Regions from separate parts of the Homo sapiens genome. Here region 2 is linked to region 1. Evidence: read pairs that join two places in POLR2A ChIA-PET (ENCODE). Cell type or tissue: PC-9. All regions are shown on one strand. Each heading gives the region's core, and the rest is flanking DNA. Links, peaks and the distances in the headings are about the cores only.

Region 1 (2,917 bases), core at 289-2,788:
CAGAGCTGCTGCCCATGCTCACCCTTGCAGCGGACCTCACACTTACTGGGGCAGGCGTCTTTCTTGCAGGCTTTGGTCTCCCGCGCTTCGCCTTCACAGGGTTTCCCGTTCATCTGGGGGCTGGGAGAGTTGCAGAGCCGGATCCTTGTGATCACACCATCACCACATGTCACAGAACAAGATGACCACGGGGACCAGTGGCTCCAGCCACCATCCTGTTTAACTAAAGTACAGAGTTGATGGTCACAAATGGTTTTGGCTTAGAGACAGCCAAATAGAGGCTCCCATCAGGAGCACGCAGAAGTATTTCCAGGAAATGGTCAATGGCAACTAAACCCAGTGTACGGTAGAAATTGGCTCCTGGCCACATGCCCAAATGTCAACATGGAATGTTTTCTACCAGAGAACGGATAAGTTCGCTGTTTTTATGGGTTGCTGTTAATATCCTAACATTTACAGGGTGCTTACCATAAACCAAAACTCAGTGCTAACTGCTTTACATGCAGTATCTAAATAAAATGCTCAAGATAAACTTATCAAGAACTATTATTATCTCCAAGTTGCAAATGAGGAAAGAGCCTCAGAGAGGGTAAGTTGTGTTCAAGGGTGCACAGCTAAGCAGTGGGATTGGGATCCAGAGATCCTAGAACCCGTGTTCTTAATATACATGCTGTGGAGCTGCCCTTGGTGACGACAACAAGGACAGGTCAGTTCTCCACGTCCCTGAGAGGCTAAGATGCTTACATCTCTTGTCACACTCCTGAATGTGGCAGGTCCGTGTCTGGACCGAGGAGCCCTCACATCGGTTGTTGAGGCTATCGCAGGAGCGGCCGCGCTGCTGAATTCCATTGCCACAGCTCGTAGAACAGGAGGTCCACTCGGACCATGGAGACCAGCCATCGTCCGCAGAGTCGCTGGCTGCAGGGGAAACAGAGGTTCATCAGGTACGTGATGATTAGGACAAGCTGTTCTTTAGAGGGCTCTGTTCAGGGCCCTCCACTTGCCAGAGGGTGAAAAGCAATATATTTATTTCTTTTTGGCTTTACTGAGGTATAATTGACAAATATTATATACATTTAAGGTGTATAATGTGATGTTTTGATATACACATATATTGTGATTACCACCGTCAAGCTAATTAACACATCTCCATCATCTTACAGTTACTTTTTTTGGTGATGACTTAAGATCTACTCTCTTAGCAAATTTTAAGCATACAATCCAGTATTATTAACTATGGTCACCATGGTGTACATGAGCTCTCTAGAACATAATATGAGCCGGCACAAAGTTGCAGTTATACAGGATGAAAAGCAACATATTTCTTAGGCCAACGGCCCAGGGGTTTATCCCAGGTCATGATGTGTACAGCAGTGGGGTAATCGGATGCTTTGCCTGGCTCAGTACAGCTGAGCCTTCCCACAGTGTATGCTCTCCTATTCATTGATTTTCTTTCTCCTCTCAGCATTGCAAATGAGTTTTCCTTTACTGACTTAACATATCTGGGTAGGCATTTCCAGTCTCAGACTTCCAAGAATGCGCGAGTATGAGGAAGCTTATAGGAGTCATTTCTGTCAGGGGAGCCATACACCATGTGTTTGACAGATGAGTGTGAAGGCAGCCGAGCTGTTGTTGGTTCTGGCTCCAACTCGGCCGTGAGTTAGTCAGTTTGTTGTTCCTCTCACCCCAGCGTTTGGGGCCTTCTCTGCACATATTGTCATAAGAGGACAGCATGTTTGTTTACCATCTGCCCAGGCACCACGGCTACAATCACATCTAGCTGTATCAGACAGAAGACAAAGAACTTACTTTCTGTGGTCATTAGTTGTAAGTTTTCTTAGCAATCCCTGATTCAAGTTCAAAACTTTGCTACCTCCAGCTAGCTTTGTTCCTTTTAACGCACATGTTAAGTGAATGCGGAACAGAAAATAAATGTAAAAACGACCATTACAGTGCCAATATCGCTAATATGATCCCTGGATGGAATTGGTTATTCTGAGCTGTGACAAGGGTGTGTTTGTGTGTGTGTGCATGTGTGTTTCTGTGTGTGTGAAGGGCAAGTGCTGTTTTCCTGTTTTCTTCCTTATCTTAGTTGTAATGAATCACTTTTATAACTTGTACCTGCTACACTAAGTATTGTCTCAGCAAAGTCATTCATTTTACTGGTAACAAAAGCCAGGGATAACGTGCCATGGAACGATATCGTGCCTTATTTCTTTTGGTGCTCTAGAGCTCAGATTGCTGCTATTCTCTTAGGCCCTCTTATCCCTACAGATGAAAGGGGCAAAACTTCCAGGCCCGATCAGGCCAATGCTTACACAGTAAGCCTGTCAATATCTCTGGTGAGCAGATTTTTCTTAACTCTGTGCCACTAAGGTCAAATTCTAAAAGCAGTCAACTTAGAGCTGTTGCTGCCACGTCTTCATCTCTTTTCCTCAAAGCAAAAAATCAGAATTAATGAGCTATACCAAGATCTTCACTGCCATTACTGCAATCCAGATGGGTAATTACGATGTACTCATAATGGAGTTTTGGCTCTGTACAGCAGATAAGCTGTCAGTTAACCAGCTGCTGCAGCAAGAAACTGAATGGAAGCATGATGGAGATGGGGGTGGGGTTCCAGTGTTGTGCTCGGCTGTCTAGGATGTATGTAGAACTGACCTAGTCACTGAAGAATAGCTATGCCATTTGAGAAACTTACGCCAACAGCGAGGACAGCATTCTCCATCAGGAACTGTGGCATTGGAGCAGGGCATGATGGGGCAGGACACCTTTTTGCAGATGGTAACTGAGTTCTGCAGGGCAAGAGAGTGAGAGGGGAACAGGCTGCTGAGCATGTTGCATACAGAAGTCTACATCCTGTAACATTTCCTTTACAAGCCAAAACATGGTCAGGGCTGTCAATGCTCTAGTGGAA
Region 2 (2,917 bases), core at 202-2,701, 430 kb after region 1:
TTGACGGTTACCCTCTCTCTTCTATCTGAGTCTTTCGGGAATCTTCCTTTTCTTTTTCTTACCTAGGGAAGGTTTACATGTGAAAATTCCCCATCTAATATAAATTAAAATACAGGTCATTTTTCTAGGATAAGGTTACTTACACAAGGTTTCAAGAGCTTTATGAGTTTAAATATTAACCCTTTGCTATTTCTTAAAACAAGAATGGAAGCCTTACTAAAGCAAGAGCTGCCCATTCTGTTTTTTTTTTTTTTTGAGACGGAGCCTTTCTCTATCATGCAGGTTGGAGTGCAGTGGCATGATCTCGGCTCCCTGCAACCTCTGCCTCCTGGATTCAAGTGATTCTCCTGCTTCAGCCTCCCGAGTAGCTGGGACTACAGGCATGTGCCACCAAGCCTGGCTACTTTTTTTGTATTTTTAGTAGAGACGGGGTTTCACTGTGTTAGCCAGGATGGTCTTGATCTCCTGACCTTGTGATCCACCCGCCTCGGCCTCCCAAAGTGCTGGGATTATAAGCGTGAGCCACCGCACCCGGCTGCTGCCCATTCTTTTCACAGACCACAGCAGCATATGTTACCCTACACTCCAAAAAAGGCATGGAAAGATGCTGCCCTGAATCCTTTTGGGAATAAAGGAGGGTATGAGTTAATAAAATATTTCCAACAATCATCAGTCCATCCCAGGAAAGGAATGTTGTTTATGTGCATAATTTCTTTCCTAATTATACTCCTTTTAGGAAGAACTTTTTGGCTGGAATTAGTTACAGAGATATAGTTGCTTTGTCAGTGTGGACATTTACTTGAAGTGCACCCCTCATGACACACGAGGGAATGTAACAGTGCAAAATAAAATTGTTTCAACAAAGGATCTGAGAAAAGTTGGGAAAGAGTAGCTTGGGTCAGGAAAGGAGGAAGGTAGGTGGCACTATGGAAGTTGACCCTGTCAAGAAGAGAATGGTCAGAAATCAGGAAGGGAACTTGTCTTCTAAAGAATAGGTGGCTAAAAGAAAGTAACAGTGACCTGAGGTGAAACCAAGTGGGTAACCATTGTAAACTTGTGAGTGCTGGACTCTGACAGCACCCTGGGGTGTGGCTGTACCTTGTATGTGGCCCACAGTTTGTGCCCTCCAGTAGAGGGGCCCTGGAGTGAGAAACAGCCCTCAGAGTGCCTGGAACCCTGAAGACTCCTTATAGAGGAGACTCACTAAACAGGATGAACAGATAGTCAATCCCAAAGGCAATCCAGAGAAGGAAATCTTGCTTATTCCTTGTTTGGTGGCAATAGAACTGACTAGAAGCTAAGAGATCAAGTTCCAACCTCTGCCACTAGAGACAAAGTCCAGACTTTGTTTTGCCAGTAACTACAGGTGAGAGCTGTGATTTCCTCAGTCTGACATGGCTATTCTTTCTAACCAGTGCTAGCTTCTCCAAACAAGCTTCACCCCAGAAGTGGTAAAAATAAGAATTTATATTGTCATTGTCATTTCTCTAATTTTAAGGGCTTAAAAATTAACTCTTTGTGATTAAGCCTGTATACGCTTCCATTTCCATTTAGAAAACATGCTCTGGATTTCTTAATTTTGTAGACATGGGGATTAGGAGGGTTTAATAATGTCACATTCCAAGATGATAATATGTTGCTAAACTTCTGGGTGCTCTAAGTTTATTCCTTGTAACAGGTTTGGCAGGAACAAAACAATTACAGAATATGTGTGCCTTTGCTGGTCCAGGTGCCAAGAGGAGCAAAGGGCTGAAGTAGTGAGTCATTTAGTGACAGCCTTGTCTAGTCCCAAACAAGCCACTTATCCTGCTCTCTTCTCCACTTTCTGTATCCATGACAACGGGAGACTAGTGCTTGGATCTCCTATACTATTTCTAGAGGTTGTGAATAATAAAAAGAGTAGCAAGGCCAGGAGCAGTGGCTCACGCCTGTAATCCCAACACTTTGGGGGCCAAGATGGGAGGATCACTTGAGCTCATGAGTTTGAGATCAGCTTGGGCAACATAGTGAGATCTCTGTCTCTACAAAGAAATTAAAAACTTGACTGGGCATGGTAGCATGTGCTTATAGTCCCACCTACCAAAAAGGCTGATGGTGGGAGGATCACTTGAGCCAATGTGGTTGAAGCTGCAGTGAGTTGTGACTGTGCCACTGCACTCCAGCCTGGATGACAAAACAAGATCCTGTTCCAAAAAAAAAAAAAAAAAAAAAAATAGCAAAGAAGCATTCATCTTGAATTGTACATAGTCTATCAAGTGGCCTTAGTCTTTCTTGGGGATATTTGTTTTGACACATAAATTAGAAGAGTTGTCTCTGATCTTTTGAATTGTCCACATACAGTGTGATTAAGTATTTCTTTAGTGAGAGCTAGGTAAATATTATGGACTTACAAAATGAGAAAACATGTAATCTTGGCTGCAGTTGTGGATGATAAATAAATATTGTTTTAGCTAGCATTTGCAAAATGATTCACAATTTATAAAGCCCTTGTATATCCTTGTTACATTATACTTTCAGGTTTCCAGAAGAGTGCTCGTTTTCATTTAATGCAATGTTCTTAGGGGAAGTTTGAGAAAACATCTATTGCCACTAAATGATATCCAACCACCCTTCCCTTTCCTTATTTTTCTCCTTCAATAGTCATTGTGTCCAGAAAAGAACTAGATTTTTACATCACTCAGGAGAGACTCTATTAGCTGCAATATAGTAAACCCACATATATGATTGGTTATTAACAACAAGGGCTTATTCCTTACTGATGCTTTATGACCATCACGGGTCAACTGGAGGCCCTTCCCCATGTCCTAATCCTCAGGTGCACAGGCTCACGGAGGCTCCATGGTGTCAGGCATTGTCAGTTACTCTGGAAGTGTCTGGGAATGTGGCACCCGCTCTCCAAGGCCTCCACCCGGATGTG

Evidence for each region. Peaks named below come from ENCODE experiments on the same cell type or tissue, not always from the same donor. Only the 100,000 strongest peaks of a DNase experiment are listed, where the experiment ranks them.
Region 2: POLR2A ChIA-PET joins it to region 1 with 8 read pairs; 10 of 35 experiments call an interaction of 5 or more read pairs at or near these places.

What each region holds. Positions count from the first base shown.
Region 1 is chr15:39,585,348-39,588,264 of GRCh38, reverse strand. It overlaps THBS1 (thrombospondin 1), which reads right to left. Exons shown (of 22, transcript NM_003246.4): 7 at 2,702-2,795; 8 at 745-918; 9 at 47-223. It overlaps THBS1-IT1 (THBS1 intronic transcript 1), which reads right to left and starts at 2,139. Exons shown (of 1, transcript NR_186398.1): 1 at 1,012-2,139. In PC-9, for the core only: no CTCF peak of the experiment used is centred there; no DNase peak of the experiment used is centred there.
Region 2 is chr15:39,152,751-39,155,667 of GRCh38, reverse strand. The region is part of intron 1 of LOC105370777 (a long non-coding RNA gene); the gene reads left to right. Among named protein-coding and RNA genes, the nearest start is that of LINC02915, 96 kb to the left of the region's middle. In PC-9, for the core only: a CTCF peak has its summit at 1,335; a DNase peak (open chromatin) is centred at 1,737; H3K27ac peaks cover 1,413 bases.